Linked DNA regions of Homo sapiens: region 1 is linked to region 2. A link is an interaction called in ENCODE POLR2A ChIA-PET data of the cell type or tissue named here. Cell type or tissue: B cell. All regions are shown on one strand. Links, peaks and the distances in the headings refer to the core of each region. The heading gives the core; the rest is flanking DNA.

What was found. Peaks named below come from ENCODE experiments on the same cell type or tissue, not always from the same donor. Only the 100,000 strongest peaks of a DNase experiment are listed, where the experiment ranks them.
Region 1: POLR2A ChIA-PET joins it to region 2 with 10 read pairs; 2 of 35 experiments call an interaction of 5 or more read pairs at or near these places.

Annotation. Positions count from the first base shown.
Region 1 is chr9:123,062,717-123,072,725 of GRCh38, reverse strand. RABGAP1 (RAB GTPase activating protein 1) reads right to left here. Exons shown (of 26, transcript NM_012197.4): 14 at 7,265-7,378; 15 at 2,302-2,376. It also overlaps the pseudogene LOC100422501. Among named protein-coding and RNA genes, the nearest start is that of GPR21, 34 kb to the right of the region's middle. RefSeq lists an enhancer at 1-404. In B cell, for the core only: no CTCF peak of the experiment used is centred there; no DNase peak of the experiment used is centred there.
Region 2 is chr9:123,214,130-123,224,138 of GRCh38, reverse strand. The region is part of intron 2 of STRBP (spermatid perinuclear RNA binding protein); the gene reads left to right. Among named protein-coding and RNA genes, the nearest start is that of STRBP, 49 kb to the left of the region's middle. In B cell, for the core only: no CTCF peak of the experiment used is centred there; DNase peaks (open chromatin) are centred at 2,806 and 5,090; H3K4me3 peaks cover 260 bases; H3K27ac peaks cover 5,565 bases.

The DNA.
Region 1 (10,009 bases), core at 192-8,191, 150 kb after region 2:
AAGTGAGAAAAGCATAGCAGATCATTACTGGTAAGTTAAGAGTATCTGGGGCAAAAGCCCAGATCTTTGAAGTCTTTGTCATGGAAGGCAACTTCACTTTGCCACATGCAAGGAGATGTGGCCTAACCCACAGTGGTGATTCTGATGCTAAGTAGCCCATCTCCCCTCACTCTAAACAAGCACTTATAACACTCTGGCAAGCAGCAAGAGTTCAAAACAAGACATGGAGGGTCTGATTGGAAAACCCATTTTCAAGGGGATAAATGTCCTTGAACTGAAGGTGAGAACGAAGATAAATCACCCAGGCTTGTGGGACTTTGAGATATAAAGTCTCATTAAAACAACAAAACAAAATAAAAAGTCAACCTCTTTATTCATGTCATAGCTTTATCATATTTTTACATGACTACCAATAGCAACAAGCTGGGTTCAGTTAAGAAAAACCAAAGTGGTTTTTGTTTTACTTGTACAGGTTGAGCAACCCATATCTGAAAATACAAAATGCTCCAAAATCTGAAACTTTTTAAACACTGACATGATGCTAAAAGGAAATGCTCATTGGAACACTTTGGATTTTTGGATTTGGGATGCTCAACCGGTATAATGCAAATATTCCAAAATCCAAAATCCAAAATCCACAACACTTCCGGTCCCAAGCATTTCAAATAAGGGATACTCAAACTTGTATTGCAATCTACACAAAATGGCTTAATACCCTTGAATACCTGTTGCTTAGAAAAGCAAGATTCAGACTCCTTATCTGGGCTTCAAAGCTCTCCCTAGCTCTCTCCTCAACTCCCAGTCACTCAGGATACTCCAGTCACACTGTCCTCCTTTCAGTTCCTCCCATACACCAAGTGTTTCCCCAGTTTAGGACTTCTGTATACTGTACCATTCACTTTCCCATTAACACTCTATTCTCTACTCCCTTTTCAAATAGATCTATTATTTTCATAACAACATTTTGAAAAGTTAACACAGAAAAGAGCAAAAGAAAATGATATCCCTTATCATTTTCCAGGCTGCTCCTTACAGGTCACTTCCCCTGAGAAGCCTTTAATCTAAGTAAGACTCCCTTGTTACAATCTTACACCAAACTTTTTATTATACCTTAATAGCACCACTGAAAGTAATAAATGATATACTTGTGTGATTATGTGCTTAAAGCTAGTTGGATTCACAAGCTCTGTATCCAGGAGGATTGAGACCATGTCTCTTATTTACCTCTGATCTTCAGCACAGTACAGATCATAACAGGTACTCAAAACTCTTTGCTGACATCACCTGTGTGGTATTCTTGCCAAGCATTTTAAACTGAATCATGAGAAAATGAGACAAATCAAGACTGTGGGACATTTTATATGACAATTTGTCTGAATTTTTCAAAACTATCAATGGCATGAAACACAAAAAAAGGCAAAGGAGTAATTTAGATTAAAAGAATAAAGAGAAATGACAATTCAATATTTGAATCTTCATTAGATCTTGATTAGAAAAAAAGCTAGATTCTATGGAGTAGACAATTGGGAGAAAATTGAATGTGTATTGTGTATCAGACATTACTGAATCAATGTGGAATTTCTTGGATGTGATCATGGTATTATGATTATGATACAGAATTCTGTGCTCCCAGAAGGCATATATATGATCAAGTATTTAGAAGTCTTGATGTTTGTTATTTACTTTCAAGAATAATTTCAAAAAACAATTTAAGTAAAAAAGAAAATGTGTGTTTATGCAGAAAAGAGAAAAAAAGAGATGCAGAGGGAGACAAACAGAAAAAGCAGTGTGGAAAATATTAATTGGTAAACTAGATAAAGACTGTTCACCTTAACACTGTTTAGAGTTTTCTGTGGATTTGAAAGAAAATAAAAAAGGTGGAGGGCAAAGGTGTTTGCTAAGCCAATGAATGAATAAAATGGTACTAAAAGAAAACCAACTTTTCCGCCTTCCTCCTACCCCAATACCTAAATCTCAAAACAAGTATTAATGACAGCGGCTACTTTAGAGAAGATAAAACGTCCCCAAGAGTTCAACCAACATTAAAGTCTCTCCAATCATCCTATTAATAAAAAGGAAGTCTACCCCTGTACCAGTTTTCAACATTGCCGTTTATTCTCATCATATATCTCCTCCACAATGACATTAAGTTAATTTAAGGAAAAAGTTTCCAGCTATAGGTGTTAAAATTCATGCCTTAAGAGTCTGTCCAAACCCAATATAAAACCATGCTCAAGCCTAAGGTTAGTATAAGCTGAGGGAGGCCATGTGTTAAGTCATAACAGAGACCTAATTACTCACATGGAGAAGGAGCACAGCAGCAAGAAATGACTGGCCCTGGCAATAACCAATCTCTTCATCATACACAGAATAAGCCTGGAAAATAAAACACACAGAGGAAATGTAAATGAATGTAGCCACTTGTGGGCCATGGTGGCACTATAGGACCTTGAATACAGAACCCTGGAGGATGCTACCCACACTGGGACAGCATTTTGACAGACAGTAAGTGGTGCCAATACTTCTCTCCAATCTTAACTTTTTCTTTACAATGAATACAGCTATCACCACTGCATTTCCTGTGGCGAAGGAGTAGGGAAGATTAAGGAAAAACCACTTCTGCGCTAAAAAAAACTTCGTATTTCCTTGTTGTTGTTCATGATGTTCCCTCTCCTTGGGATGTCCTTTCCCTCTCTGCCTCAAACATGCACTCTTCCTTCAGGCACCAAACTTATTTCAATTCCCCCAGAATGAATTCCTCTCTTCTCTGCCTCTATGGCACCTGCTATACATGCATGGTTATTATTATATTATTACCACATTGCATTTTATTTTATTTTTAGAGACAGGGTCTTGCTCTGTTGCTCAGGCTGGAGTGCAGTGGTACAATCATGGCTCACTGCAGCGTCAACCTCCTGGGCTCAAGGGATCCTGCTCCATCAGCCTCCTGAGTAGCCTGGACCACAGGCTTGCACCACCATGCCTGCCTAATTTTTAAAAATTTTTTATAGAGATGGGATCTCAACTACGTTGCCCAGGCTGGTCTCTAACCCCTAGGCTCAGACTATCCTCCTACCTTGGACTCCCAAAGTACTGGGATTACAGGTGTGAGCCAGTGTGCCTGGCCCACACTGCATTTTTTTTTTTTTTAATAGAGACAGGGTCTCACTATGTTGCCCAGGCTGGTCTCAAACTCCTAAGCTCAAGTGATCCTACTGCCTCAGCCTCACAAACTGCTAGGATTACAGGCGTGAGCCACCAAGCCCAGCCCCACACTGCATTTTACATGTCCATCTTCTCTGCCAGATGGTAGGCTTTGTGAGGGACAGGGTGATGTTCTATTCAACCTTGAGTCAGCACCTCATATACAGCATGCGCTCACGAAACACTGTTAATGTTATTCATTTTTCTTTCTGGGAAAAGCTCTTTTGGCAAAGACACCAAAATATAATTCTTTCCACAACACCAGTAATAACTTTTCTGATAAGTGAGATTACTCTGAAACCATTTGTGGGTTCCTCTGGAATTCTTATTTTTATTTTTCTTGGCAGCAAATGATTACTACCCATCTCCTCTGAACATTATTTTGAATAGAATATTGACATCTAACATTCTTCATGGTTTACTCTTTGGTTTTTTAGTTCTTTTTCAGAGTTCTGTTTTTATGACTGGTATTTGCAGTTCTCATGTAAATGTGGTAGAAAGGGAAATTCCTATAGCTTCAACATGCTATTCCTTGTTTGACAAATTTATTTCTTGTGAAACTCCCTTTGTTTTCCACTTATTTTTTGTGCCAAAGTTGCTCTGTGTCCCAAGAAAGCAACTTAGAATTGGGTATGTTTAGAATATATAACTCTTGGCAAAATATAGTGCCAATACTTATTAGATGCTAGTCAAGTTAATATGCAACCAAGTTTTATCACTAGCTTTGGTGAAACTATAGCTTTTAAAAATACATACATTATGATCACGCATTAATAAATTTTCGTAGAATTCAATGTAATCTTATTATACCACACCCATTTCTTCAGTTTATCTGATAAGAAGGCTACAGGATGAGAAACATACATACTTTTCCAGAGACAAGATGTGCAAAAAGGGCTTTAGAAATGATCAGTTTATAATACGAGGCACCACTTTCCTATCAAATTAATAACAATTAACAAATGTTATTACCAGTATTAATACTGTGTTAAAAATGAGTAGTAATATATGCTAACACAGCTCTCTGGAAAACAGGCAATGTCTTTGAAGATATCCATTAACAGTTTTATCAGTTACAAAAGAACAGAGGCTTTAGAGTTAGTCAGAGTTGGGTTAAAATCCCACAACTCCCAATGTCTAGATATGGATTTTTTCTTTTTTTTTTTTTTTTTTGAGATGGAGTCTCCTGTGTCACCCGAGGTGGAATGCAGTGGCACAATCTTGGCTCACTGCAACCTCTGCCTCTCAGGTTCAAGCAATTCTCCTGCCTCAGCCTCCCAAATAGCTGGGATTACATATGCCCACCACCATGCCCAGCTAATTTTTGTATTTTTAGTAGAGATGGGGTTTCATCATGTTGGCCAGGCTGGTCTCGAACTCCTGACCTCAGGTGAACCACCCACCCTGGCTTCCCAAAGTCCTGGGATTGTAAGCATAAGCCACCGCGCCCAGCCTAGATATGAATCTTGAGCATGTAACTTACTTTATTTGTAATAAGAGAATAAGCCTAGTATTAATAACACAGAGTTGATGTATTCTTCTCATTTAGTCCTCTCATTTAACATGCTCAGCACAGAGCTTCACCAATTATGCAGTAATAATAGGATGAAACTGTACTGAATTTCTATAGGTAGAAAATGGAGGGGAGCATATTTTTCAGGCTGATGGACGATAAAGGAATCATATACGTGTGAAATTATATGATACATTTGGAAAATGTTTGGAGTATAAGTTTCATGTTGGCTGTAACGAAATCTGGGGGAAGAAAAGACATTTCACTAATTCATCAACACTTAATGAACACCTACTATAGACCAAGCACTGTGCCAAGTGCTACAGATGCTACCATATCTAAGAAATGATCCCTGCCCTTGAAGACATCACGGTTCAGTGGGGAAGTTAGACAAGTGAATCAACCAGAGCACAGTGAGAAGTTCAATGTAGTTAATGCATACAATATTTGGAGAAGCAGCAATAAGGGCTAAGTCAGGATATAATACAAAATATCTTCAACACTAAGCTAAGGAATCCAGGGAAATGAACTAGGACTTTTCATTTAATTCCATGGGTTATAAAGTAGCAGTTATAAAGGTTTCTGTGGAGGCCACTGAAATGATCTAATTCTGCGTTAGGCAAGGAGCAAAGAATCAACAGGCCAGAACCCAAAGGCAGAGCAGCTTTTGTAAAACTGCCAGCAATGTAAGATACTGGCCTGTACCAGGGCAGTGAAGAGAGAGAATGAAGCTAAGAGAGACATCAGTCATATCTAACTCAACCTAGACAAAGACAGGACTGAAAACCAACAGAAATGACTGTCTGCAGCAGGACAATGGTATGGGAGAAAAGGAGGACTATGTTTAATTTAAAAAGAGACAACAACTTAATGTAATGTGGGTCTTATTGGCTCTTGATTCTAACTAGCCGTATTAAGGATATTTGAATGTGGAGTAGCTACTAATTAATTGGTAAAGATGGATAAACTTATTTTTTAGAGATGTAGTATTAAAAAATTAGGATCATGATGTCTAAGATTTGTTTTAAAGTACTTTAGAAAAAAGGAAAAAAAAGATGAAGCAACTGTGACAATACATTGATAAATAATTAGTGTGGGGGATATTAACTATACTTATCAGTTAGACTAATCATTATACTAATTAATGTTTACGTTTGAAATTTTTCATAATAAACCATGTTTTAAAATGAACTGTATTTTTAAACCCATTCTGTTTGATACAATTGACAGACTTTTACATGGAGACTAATTGTCTGCTGGAAATTTAGACCTTGAGTTAATGTAGATTTGTGAACATCTGTACAGTGATGATAGCTGAAGCTTTGGGGGTAGAAGGGATCACCCAGGGAGATGGTGTAGAGCTAGCCAAACTACCCAACTGAGCACCCAGAGGAAGGCCTCTGGTTTAGGGGCAGGTAGTGTGAGATAAAATGATGAAGTCAGTGAAGGCATGAGAGGGAGCCCGTACCCAAGAGAGTGACATGTCTTATGCTCAAGAGCAGAAAGCTCTGCAAGGAAGAGCACCATGAAATAGGAACTAGAATATAGTGGAGTCAAAAGTATGTGACGAGGGACCAGAGGCAGTGGACATAGCGTTTCTTTCTAGGAAATTCTGTAGTAAAGTGAGAGATGGCAGGGGTCACTGCTTAAGCAGGAAATAAAACTGAGAAGGGGCTAAAAAGGATGATCAGAAAGAAAGATTACCACAGAAATCTGTATCCTATGTAAAAGTTAAAATGAAATCTAAAAAATATTTCTCTAAACTCAACTGTCCTTGTAGTTTAAATCATCGAATTTTTCATTGGCGAGCCTATCCTTTACTGCTAGTCTGTCCTAAAACCAGTTGTCATATAGCATTAGCGACATGTCTCATGCCTTACCTGTACTTACTACATAGGAGATGCTAAATAAGTACTTGATTACTTTTGGGAGGAAAAGACTGAAGACTAATTCTGAGAACAGATGAAGACTGAAAAACTCCGTTCCTATCTCCTCCTTTTATAACCCAATAGCTCTAATGTGCCAAATCTATTTGAAAATGGAATACGGAAATTGAACAGGCTATTACTTCCTTTAGTGTTCGGGTACAGACCTTTTGAGAGAAATCAGAATCTTCCATCATTTACTATGCTGCAGTGCTATAAGTACACCTGGATGGGCAATGACACTTCCCACTGTGAGACCGTACCGTAGGTGCCAAGTTCATCACTTATAAAGTGAATACTGAAAAGGAGTCTGCAGTGTCACAGGGCTCAGAGGTTCTTAACATAAAAACAAATTTTGAAAGTCTAAATGTGGAGCCAGGGAACTGTCATCTAAAAATCCTGATTAGAAGGGGAAAGGAAACCCTACCATTTTATTTCTTATTATTTTCTACTCTTTAATGAATCTAAAATTGTGTTCTCACCTTTGACTTTGCAATGTCTTTTCTCTTTTTGGAATTCTTGAACATCAAATACAAATTACACTTTGTAGTTGTTTCTTATGTAATTTCAAAGTAGAACCACCACTCAGAATTGAGTCCTTTTTTTTTTTGACATGAAATACCTTGCATATTTTATATAAGGAATCTTGTCCATCTCCTCCTGTGTCCTTAAAGTAGTCATGGGCTGGGAATGTTCGGTTAATATCCCGGGTGATAGCACTGTCCTGGGGAGACTCCTGTGGAAACATAAGGAAAGAGAGGGTTTAGTTAGGTTAATCATGTAAACTCTTATTCAGGTTTAGGCAAGGTCTTCTCATTTACACACTTTAAATGTTGCAGGGACATACATACACATATGTATGCCCATAGTTACTGCCTCTTCAGGGACCAACCACTCAAGCAAAAGCAAATGTAAAGGGGGAAAAAAGATGGAAGAAAAGCAACCCATTTCACTCTATACACTTCCATATTATACTCCATCCTTACTGCAAAGAACTGCAGCTGGTGACCCTTCTATTGTAAGATGGAAAATGTGCTATTAAGAATGGATTTCCTATAGGAAAATACTCAAACTAATCGCAAAAGGAGGAGGTAAAGTGCTCCCAGTAGAAAAACTGCTGCTTTAATTGATGCTTTGGAATGAAGCCCATATGCCAGTTTTCAAATGGAAAAGAGTAGTTACTTAATTGGGATTTGTCCTAGAGGCAAATGGCATAAGAATGCACAAAGCAATCTACTCAGTATGAACAAGACCACCAAATGCCAAGGGATTCAAACAGGCTATGGGAAAATATCCTTTGCTTTTTCCAATGGACAAAAACTGTTTCCTCTTCTATAATGAGTTAACTAAAACGGAACAAATGTCAATAATGTCAACAAACCTTTGTAAAATACACCAAGCACCCAGTTATTTCTAATATTCTCCCCTTGTTAAATTTCATTTGCTGACACAGTAAAGAACTGGAACACAGAAATATGACCTTCTACTTTAACAATGCAGTGTCTTCATAGCTAAGACAATAGAGTTGATTCCCCTTGGTAAGAATACATCATAATCAGTATACTACCAAAGAACATGATACCTCTGTTTTAAGATGAAAAATGCAAGTGATGTTCTTCTCTTGTCCAATAATTTCTCTAGCCTTTTGGGTAATCATGTTCCGAAGGCCATGAATATTTTATAGTTGTGGGATCTGAACTAACTTTAAAGCCTATGCTCCTTCTTAAACAGTAAACTATTTATACCTTCAAGGATGTCGCCAAATTGCTTTTCAAAGAGCTTTAGTGGCATATGTTACTTCTAGTTATTAACATAGTCTTAACAGTTAATGGCAGCTCAGGACTGTGGTGCTCTTCAACAAAAGGAAAAAATCCAAGGGAGATCTATGACTACAGCAGCTAATTACATGGTGGCAGCTTCCAGACTGAATTAGAGCTCCGCGTTGGAGGTATCTTCAAAAGTTGAGAAAGTGGGAGAGAGAGGGAGAGCAAGCGAGAGTGAGAAAATGAGAGAGCGAGCGAAGTGAGCGAGAGTGAGAGTGAGAGCGAGTGAGAGAGCACGCACACAAATTTTGGGGCGGGCAAGGTAGCTAGAATTGTAGGGTAGAGTGCTAGTGAGGAATATGCTGAACAGAGAGCTGAAGAGTTAGAAGAGGGGTCGCTATGAGATATGAATTATAAATAAACGACAAGCTGGACACTTCATCAAAATTTAAAAATCTTACTATTCAAAAAACTGTTTAAAATATGAAAAGGTAAGTCACAGGCCAGGACACAATGCCTACAAAACATATCTGATAATAAAGTTGGAGTTGTATCCAGAATATATAACTCTCCAAATTAATGAGAAAGACAATTAATTTTTTAAAGTGGGAATGTGTAAATGATTGAGGTGTTTCATTAAGGAAGATATAACACATGGCAAATAAGCACTTGAAAAGATGTCAACATTACTAGCCCTCAGGGCAGTGCAAATTAAAACCACAATGAGATTCCACTACATATCTACAAAATGCTAAAATTAAGAAGTGTTGGCAAAGGATAAGAAACAACTGGAACTCCTATACAATGCAAAATGGTACAAACACTTTGTAAACAGTTTGGTGGTTTCTTACAATAGTAAACACATAATTACCATACAACCCAGTGATTCCATTCCTAGGTATTTACCAAAGAGAACTGAACATATAAATGCATGAAAAGACTTAAACTCAAATGTTTACAGAAGCTTTATTCCTAACAGCCAAAACTGGAAACAATCCAGAGAGAATCAGATGAATTTAGGAATTCTATAAAACAACAACAGAAGCTCTAAAAAATGCTAAGAATGATAAACTGTGGTTTAAGACAACTACGAAGGTTAGGAAATTAAATTGAGAATGGAGAGGAATATGGAAACGTTCAAAATATTTTACACCAGTTACATCAATCATATCACACTGATTACGGAGATGACAACCTGAAAAAGGATACAGTTATTAGAGATATGAGATTTGGGCTGGGCATGGTAGCTTATGCCTGTAATCCCAGCACTTTCAGAGGCTGAGACAGGTGGGTCACTTGAGGCCAGGAGTTTGAGACCAGCCTGGCAACATGGTGAAACCCTGTCTCTGACTACAAATACAAAAATTAGCCAGGCATGGTGGCAGGTGCCTGTAATCCCAGCTACTTGGAAGGCTGAGGCATGAGAATCGCTTGAGCCAGTGAAGCAGAGGCTATAGTGAGCCAACATCGTGGCACTGCACTCCAGCCTGGGCGACACAGCGAGACCTGTCTCAATTAAAAAAAAGAGAGAGAGAGGAGACGAGATTTAGAAATTCAACTGTACACAGGACGTAAAAAATAACAAAAAACTGAAAGTACTCTCT
Region 2 (10,009 bases), core at 665-8,664:
GCTAATATATAAATATGAGTAGATGTTTTCTTTTTTATTCACTGTGTATTTTGTTTTGTGGCATTTGAATTTTGTGGAACTCGGAATTTTGAAACATGTTGTGAAGTGTAATTCTGCCAGTGTAAATCCATGTGGAATTTTTCTAACTATAGCATCTCTGGAGCACCTTGCGTACTCTTCTTTGCTTCTACTTTGTTGCTCTACTCTAGCACCTTTGGTTCTGCCTGTGTCAGAAGTAAAAAATAAACCATTAATAAAGTGGCTTCTTGCCTCTGAGAGCTTATCCCGCAAAGAAATGTTGAACTGTTCCCTGTAATTTCTGTTAATTATAAAGCACATATATGAATATAAATAAATACTAAGAATCAAGATTTTTAGTGGAAGAGGAAAAAAATCCAAGAGGTTCATAAAAAAAAATTGTAACGTTGAATTGGAATTATCTATATGAACTCATGCTTTTGTGTTTCTTTTTTCCAATTTTGCTTCACATTTAATAATAATGTTTTGAGCTCATAATGTCTAGATATTACCTGATTGTTGAACATTAGTATGAAGAGATCTCCCTGAAACAGTGGTACTATATTATTATTTTAAAAACTAATGTATTTCTTTAACTGGAGAGTTTTAGATTGACATAAAAATTGAGCATGTAATACAAAAAGTTTTCATATCATTCTATCCCCTCACTCCCACCTCATAATTCCACCTATTTTTAACATCTTACATTACTGTTGGCACGTTTGCTAAAATTAATGAGCAAATATTGATATGTTATTATTTAAAGTATAATTTGCATAATGTTCATTCTGTTATACAGTTCTGTGAATTTTGAAATATTTATAATGTTATGGTTACCATTATGGTCTCATAAAGAATACTTTCATGCTTTAAAAATCCCGTTTCCACTTATTAACCTCTGTCCTCTTTCTCCAGAAATCTTGGCAACTATTGATATTTTTATTGTCTTTAGTTCTGCCCTTTCTGGAATGTCATATAGTTGGAATAATATATTACATAGCTTTTTTTAGATGAGCTCATTTTTATCTATCTATCTATCTATCTATCTATCTATCTATCTATCTATCTATCATCTATCTATCTGAGCTTCCTTCATGTCTTTTTTATGCTTTGATGGTGAACTCCATTAAATCACTGAATAATATTGCTATCATTTGCCTTTTTTTTTTGGTATTCACCTCGAAAGACATCTTTTTTGCTTCCAGTTCTGATGATTATAAATAAAGCTGTCATAAACGTTCCTGTGCAGGTCAACTGGGTAAATACTTAAGCACAATTTTTGGATCATATTGTAAAAGTAGATTGTGATTCCTAAAATTTGGTAGATTTCATAAGAGAAACTATCTGGGTTTGGTGCCTTCTCCTTTTGGAATATTCTTAATGTTAATTCAACTTCTTTAAGAGGCATAGGCTTATTCTGATGATCTGTGTTTCTACTGTGACCTTCGGAAGAGTATGCCTTTCCAAGGAATTGATACATTTTACTGAGGTTATCGATCAGTGGCCGTAGAATTGTTCATAGTACTCCTTGATTATCTTTTTAATTCCCAACAGTTTAGTATAGGTGGCTCCTCTTTTATTTCTGATATTAGTAATTTGTTGAACTCATGGTTTTAAAAATATTTACTTGCTCTATTGACTGAAAGGGCCTAAAAGCAATGGCAGCCAGCAGAGATGAGCATATCTAGTGCCCATATATTGTTTTTTTAATACCATTTGCCACTAAAAGGAACCTCGGAGAAGTGGCTGATTCCAGGTGTGGGACCAGAAGAGTGCTGTCTAAGTCTGGAACATCTTGTGTCAAAAAGCAAGGGAGCTGTGAAAGGCTCGGGGCACATGTCTGAAGAACACAGGAACTCACTTGTAAAGGCTACCACAGGCCAAATTTGAGACAACTTGAACATTACAAAATGGTAATAGACATTGAGTGGAAAAAAAAAAAAGAAAACACTGCCATGATTTCATAGTGAGAAAGAGAAGGAAAGAGCGAGGAGAGGGGTAGGAAGGGAGGTGAAGAGAAAGAGAGAAAAGCGAAATCTTCTTTGCAGAAGATTGCCAGGTGATAAATGTAAAAGGAATTATATAATGAGAAAATCACCTTTTTGTATACCCCACATAATAATCTGGTTCAGGTAAGGACGATCACTGGATGCCATAACTATTAGGTGAAAGACTGTTGGGAGAAGAAAATATTTACACAGTCTCAAAGTATCACTTTACAGGTTACTTTCTACTTAATAAAGGGAAAATAATTTTACAATATAGAGATCTGTCATTCACCACCTTAATGAAGTGACTAAAACTTAAGATCAAGGAGCTGGTATCAAGTACCCCCTGACTTGATGCAGTAAGAGCTATGCACCATCACCTTTGTTTAAATCATTGCCGGAAATGAAGAAACAATCAGAGAAATCAGAATGTGGAGCGTTCTTTAAAACCCTTGGTCTGGATTCTTAAAAAAGACGCTGAAGTATTTATTTAGGGGTGAAGTCAAGATGTCTGCAACTTACTTTCAAATGGTTTCACAAAACACAGAGATACAGCAAATGTAGCAAAACGTTAACTATTGATGAACCTAAATGAAGAGTACACAAGTGTTAATTTTAATAGTCTTTTAATTTTCCTGTTTTCAAAGTGTAGATTTTTAACAGTTAATTGATAATAAAATATGACTCTGAAGGGTCTTAAGAGATCTTCTAATCCAACCCCTTGTTTTTACAAATGAGGAAAGTGCGACCCAGGGAGACTTGTCTGAGGACACATCAGCTGGTTACTGATAGAGCGTGAAGAGCATGCCTATTCTGTCTTTTGCCACCACCCGTGGAGGATGTGAGTGGCAAGATGTGGGAGGAATGGCAAAGGGACAGAGAGAGGGTCTTTGGGAGGAAGGGCTCTCCGGAGTCATGGTAGGAAAGGGGCACCCCTTAGTAGGAGCATGTTGTGGGTCACAGCCACAGCCAAGATGAAGGAGATTATGACCTGAAACACAGGCAGGCCCGAGAGACCCAACGCTTCACCCAGCTTAGCTCCTCCTTTTCTCTTTTTAAAAATTCTTTGTTGTTTTCTTTCTCTAATTATTCTTTCCACTACCTTAAAAAAAATCTCTATAAACAAAAAACAAACGTCTCTATTTTATTGTCAGTTGGTCATTTTGCTTTTTCCACCAAGAATTAACGTGATGTCATGGAAATAATATAAATTTTGGAGCTAGATAGACCTGATTTCAAATTCCAATCCTGCGTACTAGCTCTGCAACTTGGAAGTCACTTAACCCTGCTAAGTCTTGGTTTCTTCATTTTTGACAAGTTATTTCTTCCTACTTTGAAAGGAAGTGGCATTGTACTGGGGCATTTTAAAAAATAAATCATGTTTTCTCCTCAGTTATTTGGAGGTTAGTTATACAGTCCTGTTAGTGGGTTTCTTAAAAAAATACAGTGATACATTGTTGACTTGTTGGAGTCTATTGTTAATTGGTAACTGGTAGTACTGACAATGTCTGCATCTTAGAATACTTTAACTTCCTTTACCCTGTTCTCCACCTACATGCCATTTTAGTTGTTTACATTATTGTATACATTTAAGCCCACAAGTTTAGTCATTCACCGCACAATGAAGTTTCAATGACAGACTGCTTGTACAATGTACAGTGGTCCCATGAGATTATATCATATTTTTACTGTACTTTTTCTGTGTGTGGATACATTTAGATTGTGTTACAGTTGCCTACAACCGTATTTGGTAGAATAACTTGCTGTACAGGTTTGTAGCCTAGAAGCAATAGGCTATAATAACCTAGGTGTATAGAAGGCCATAACATCTAGGTTTGTGTAAGTACACTTTATGATGTCACACAATGATGAAATTGCCTAGTGACACATTTCTTAGGTTGTATCACTTTTGTTAAGAAATGCATCACTGTATTAAATAATATTTGTCATTTTAAAAATAATGTTATAACTGTTCATATTCACTTAGATTTACCCATATGCTTACCTCTTTATTTGCTCTTTTTCCATCTGAATCTCTAATTTTTTATCTGTAATAATTTTCTTTCTGCCTGAAGAATACCCTTTAGAATTTCTTTTAATACAGGTTTACCTGTGGCATACTCTGTTTTTGTTTATCAGAAAGTTCATTTGTTTGCATTCATTCCTGAAGGCTGTGTATTTACTAGATATAGAATTGTGTATTGGCAGTTATTTTCTTTAAGCACGGGGAAGCTCCCATTCTGGATCCATTGTTAATATTGAGAGCTGGCAGTGTGTCCCTCCTTTGAAGGTAATTGTCTTTTTTCTCTCATTTAAATTTTGTAGCAACTCTGTGAAATACAGGTTTTATTGTTGTTAGTACAGATGAGAATAAAAACTCTGGATAACTTGTCCCTTTCACACAGCTAGAAAATAGTGGATTTAAATCCAAGTCTGTGAGACATCAAAGCCTATACTTTCCCCACTTTGCCTTACTGCGTCTCGCTAAATAAAAGTACACGTTCATCAATTTAACAGTATTTATTGAGCTTCTCTTATATGTATAACTTTGCTATGAACTGAGGTGGATACTGGATTTTGGGACATAATTCTGGCCTTCAATTTATAGTTTGGAGAAAAGCATGTTGAAAACATTCAATTTGTAATATGAGGCAGTATGTGATTAATAGCTAAAATGGTGATAGCCTGTGGTAATTACTAAAAGAGTTTAATGCAAAGAGAATTTTACAATTGGCTGGATATGTCAGAGAATATCCTGTGAAGGAGGTGTGACTTGGTCTGAACCCCAGGCAGAGTTTGTGGGGGGTTGAAATCGTAGAGACTCTTTGGGTCGGGGGAAGTTACGTGAATAAAGGCATGGGGACTGAATGATGGATTTGGGGAATGGCAGCAAGGTTGATTTGGTTCTAGCTGAAGATTATAAATATTGTTGAAGATAAGGTTGTATGTGAGGTGGTGTGTCATTATGGAGATTGCAAACTCCTGTTCTCTGTCTTTTAGGGCATAGGGAGCCCTTGTAGAATGGTTTAGGGACGGGGTGATACAGTGATTATTTACAGGGCAAGAGCTTGGCTTGATTTTATCTTCCAACCTAAATCTCAATTATGACTTTGTCACTTCCTCATTTATATTGTGGGTTAGTTAAATTTTTCAGGCCTCTATTTCCTCATCCGTGAATTGGAAATAATAGTACTTCTTTTATAGGGTTGTTGCAAGGATAAATGAAATGATATATGCAGTGTACTTAGAACAGTAAGCGCTATGTAAATGTGAGGCATCATTTTATTATTATTGTTAGTGTTATTAAATTAGATTATGTATGTTAGTATTCACCCTGATGCCTGGCACATGGTTAATCATAATTCCAGTCACTAATAGAATATATATGGGATAATTAACCAAATTATATTTTCCCACCCCTGCACCTTATATAGGAAATTTATGTCCTTTAAAAGTCATATTTAGGCCGGGCGCGGTGGCTCACGCCTGTAATCCCAGCACTTTGGGAGGCCGAGGCGGGTGGATCATGAGGTCAGGAGATCGAGACCATCCTGGCTAACAAGGTGAAACCCCGTCTCTACTAAAAATACAAAAAATTAGCCGGGCGCGGTGGCGGGCGCCTGTAGTCCCAGCTACTCGGGAGGCTGAGGCAGGAGAATGGCGTGAACCCGGGAGGCGGAGCTTGCAGTGAGCCGAGATTGCGCCACTGCAGTCCGCAGTCCGGCCTGGGCGACAGAGCGAGACTCCGTCTCAAAAAAAAAAAAAAAAAAAAAAAAAGTCATATTTAATGTATAAATAAGCTGTATAATTCATTTAGGTTATTTCCTCATTGCATTGTTTTTGATTACATGTTACATATCATTCCCAGTCCACTCCTCAGCTAACTCATTATAGTTATAAAAATAATGGTGAAGAACAGTGAAGAAAACATTCTATGCTAAGAATGTGTAGTAAGAAGAGAGAGAAGGAGGTAATATTAGTTAAATCTGTGATAAGACAGTATATCATAGACAGAAGCTGTGAAGATGCCATAGGAAAGATGTAGGAATTGTGCTGGGTCCTGAATTTAGAAACATTATCTATGGGCATTGTTTAATTTGATTTCTTTAGGAATTGTTTGTAGTGTGAGGATGCTAACTAAGCTTCCACCGTAACTATAAAGAATAAAAAACTGCCTTGTCTGTTAAAATTTTATTTGAAGAGAAATTGTATAAAGCCATTGAAATATCTGGACTGACAAGCTAGAAATGCATTTAAGTGAAGGCTCATTAATCTTTAAGAAGTTGAAAAGCAAACGTATGTGGCAGAGAAGCCAGTGTGGATTTGCAATACTGAATGCCAGCATCTTCAAATATTGTCAGTAAAGGACAGTGGGAAATAAGAATGGACACCACTTATATGTTTAAGTTTAAAATAGTTCAGCATTATATCAAATGCCTTTATTGAAAATAACCTAACTAGTAGCTAATTATAGTTTTAAGGGAGGTTTAACTTTATCTGGTGACTGTTTGCATTGATTAGAATGATTTCACAAGAGAATATGCCTTTAAGTGGACATGCTTTTAATTTCGGAGGAAGTAAACACATGGTGCTGTTCTTAGGTTGTATTTCAGATCTTCTGTGGTCTAATTGGCAATGATTTTTACCTTGTTTTCACTGACAACTTAGAAAAGACATTCTTTAAATACTGTCTCATTATTTTTCCCATTTCTTTTTCACATTCTTTGTGTTTCTTATAAATTGGCAAGGGAGTATCTTTGCATATGGTTTGTTATTCTTGGAATAAGATGCTTTTTTTTCTTTCTGGTCTTGTTTTCCTAACCTTTAACCATCCTGTTAACAGATGGTTAGATTATCCTTCTACTCTATCATTTTGAGTAACTTTGTTTTGAAAAAGCCCAACTTCTAACAGTGACTTAAATTTTTACAAGATAGTATCAGTAACTCATTCATTATGGCAGCTTTGATTCTTGAGGTTCCTTTTATCTTTCGGGTTGAGTTTGTATTTATATGTAATACTAAATGGGAAGCCTGACTTTAAGTTATTGGGTGATTATTTCTTCCTGACATCGGAACTCAATTTTTAGTTGATTCATAGCACCTTGAGAAGCAGATAAGGCAGGTATCTTTTACTTGAGGGCACTTAAAATTGTAGAGAACCATAGGTTTTGGCACCTAACAGACTTGGATTTAAATTGTAGATTTTCCCTTGTGTACCTTTGGACAAGTGACTTAACTGAGTTTCAGTTTGTAAACCTTAAAATAGAGACTGATTGTATCACATTTACCTTGTAGAGTTGATGTGAATATTAACTGAGGTAATTAATGCAAAGTGTCCTGTACACTCTATGGAACATGGGAGATAAAAAATGAAGGCTCACTTGCCAAGGTAATCAGTTTTACAAGATGGGACATGTAATTGTACATGATATCGTAGCAGTGTTTGCTATTTATATGGGTAGTTCCCTTTATCTGAGAATAAAGCATCTTTAGAATGAATCGTGGTCAGGACCTCAGTTCAAGTACACTCTGATAAGCTTGGATTTGCTTCTCAGTGACTAAAGGGTAGTAAGCACAGCAGCTGTGGTCACGACATATATTTGCATGGAGCATGATAGACATTTCTATGGCAAGACTGTCTGTTGTAAATTATGAGCCTAGCTGTGCTCCAACTATAAAGAATGATGAGGAGTTGCACGTATTCCCACCCTGAAGTACCAGGAATTATAATTGAGTCATCAATCATTTATTCATTTGATTATTCGCTTGACAACTATTTGAGAGCTTACTATCTAGGCATTGTGATATATACTAGGGGTATACAGCCAAGAGCAAAACACAGTATCTGCCTTCTAGGAACATGTAGTTACAGAGCTGGTAAGTGGTAAAACATAGGGCAAAACTAGTGCAGTGTGAGATATGGGAGGTCTTCTTCATTCAGTCCATGCCAGGCAAAGGATTAGGAAGGGGGTAGCGGTACAGGTCAAGATGAGAGGACGCTTCCTGTGGGAGAAGGCACTGTCTTAAGTTGAATGCAGAATAAGGGTGGAGGGTTTAAGATGTTAAGGATGGTATTTTGAAAAATTTCATTCCAAGGGTTAAACATCTTATTTCTGTGAGTAGGTTACAGAGTAAGCATGGTTGAGTCTAATTTTCAGCAGAGGAGTGGGAAATGAGATGTCCGAAATCTTTCTTTCACTGTTATCAGACATTAGGAGTAGACCTAACTTTGTGCTTTGGAAATATAAGAATCCAGAATCGAACTTGGAAGCTGAGGGCCTTCTTGTTCGTAGAATTTTAGAATGTTACCAACACTGTATTTATTGAATTTATTTATTTTATTTTTTTGAGATGGAGTTTCGCTCTTGTCTCCCAGGCTGGAGTGCAATGGCACGATCTCAGCTCACTGCAACTCCGCCTCCTGGGTTCAAACGATTCTCCTGCCTCTGCCTCCCCTGTATCTAGGATTATAGGCACGCATCACCACACCCGGCTAATTTTTATATTTTTAGTAGAGACAGGGTTTCACCATGTTGGCCAGGCTGGTCTCAAACTCCTGACCTCAGGTAATTTGGCCTCCCAAATTTTTGGGATTACAGGCATGAGCCACCATGCCTGGCCTTATTGAATTTTTATAATTTGTATACAATAAATATTTGTTAACTGAATAGTAAATGAGATTGGCATGGCTCTGGTTCTTACCCTAACCCCAGCTTTAAGAATTAAGATCAGAGTGGCTGTAATGATTGGGTGAGCTATGTAAGTAATGGGCTTCAGGCTGGGCACAGTGGCTCATGCCTATAATCCCAGAGCTTTGGGAGGCTGAGGCTGGAGAATCGCTTGAGCCCAGGAGTTGGAAACCAGCCTGGGCAACATAGCAAGAACGTGTCTCTACAATAAAACAGTTAGCCAGTGGTGCATGCCTGTAGTCTTAGCTACTTGGGAGGCTGAGGTGGGAGGATCGCTTGAGCCCAGGAGTTCGAGGTCGCAGTGAGCTATAATTGTGCCACTGCACTCCAACCTGGGTGACAGAGTAAGAGCCCATCTCTTTAAGAAAAAAAAAAAGAAAGAAATTGGGCTTTGGCATCAGGCACCTCCACTGACTTAGTTACATGCTTGCCTAAGACCATAACCCAGGAACAGTGGACTCACTATCCATACCAAGTGATTATTAACAAGAGGAGCAAAAATGTGGACACCAGAAACTATAATGCGAAGCAATCTATATGCCCAGAGACTAAAGTAAAATTTTGTTTTAAAAAATCAGCCAGGATTTTGTACATATATATACACCCACACACATATAAACACGTGCATAAATGTCAAGATTCATAATACTGAGATTTTCATATTTGTTCATTCATATCTGTATGAATATAGTATAGGTAGGTACAGTTGTCTGAGAGGAAATAAAACTTGTTTTGAGAACAAAGAGGAGGGAGAATTAATGTTACACTTGGGATGGGATGAGGGAAGGCTTTCTGGAGAGGTAGCATTTGACCTGACTCTTTCAAGAGAGGGATGGTCTGTTTTGCAGAACCTTTATTAGCATAATGAGTCATGAGGAGTCCCAGCTCTGTAGACAGGTGGTCTGATTCTTTCTTTTATTTTCTTAATTTTTAATAAAAAATTTTTATTTCCATAGGTTTTTGGGGAACAGGTGGTATTTGGATATATGAGTAAATTCTTTACCTGTGATTTGTGAGATTTTGGTGCACCCATCACCCAAGCAGTGTACACTGAACCTGATTTATAGTCTTTTATCCCTCACCACCCATCATTCTTATGCCTTTGCATCCCCATAGCTTAGCTCCCTCTTATTAGTGAGAACATACGATGTTTGGTTTTCCATTCCTGAGTTACTTCACTTAGAATAATGGTCTCCAGTACCATCCAGGTTGTTGAGAATGTCATTCATTCCTTTTTGGGGCTGAGTACTGTTCCATTTTGTGTGTGTGTGTGTGTGTGTGTGTGTGTGTGTGTGTGTATACATATATATATAT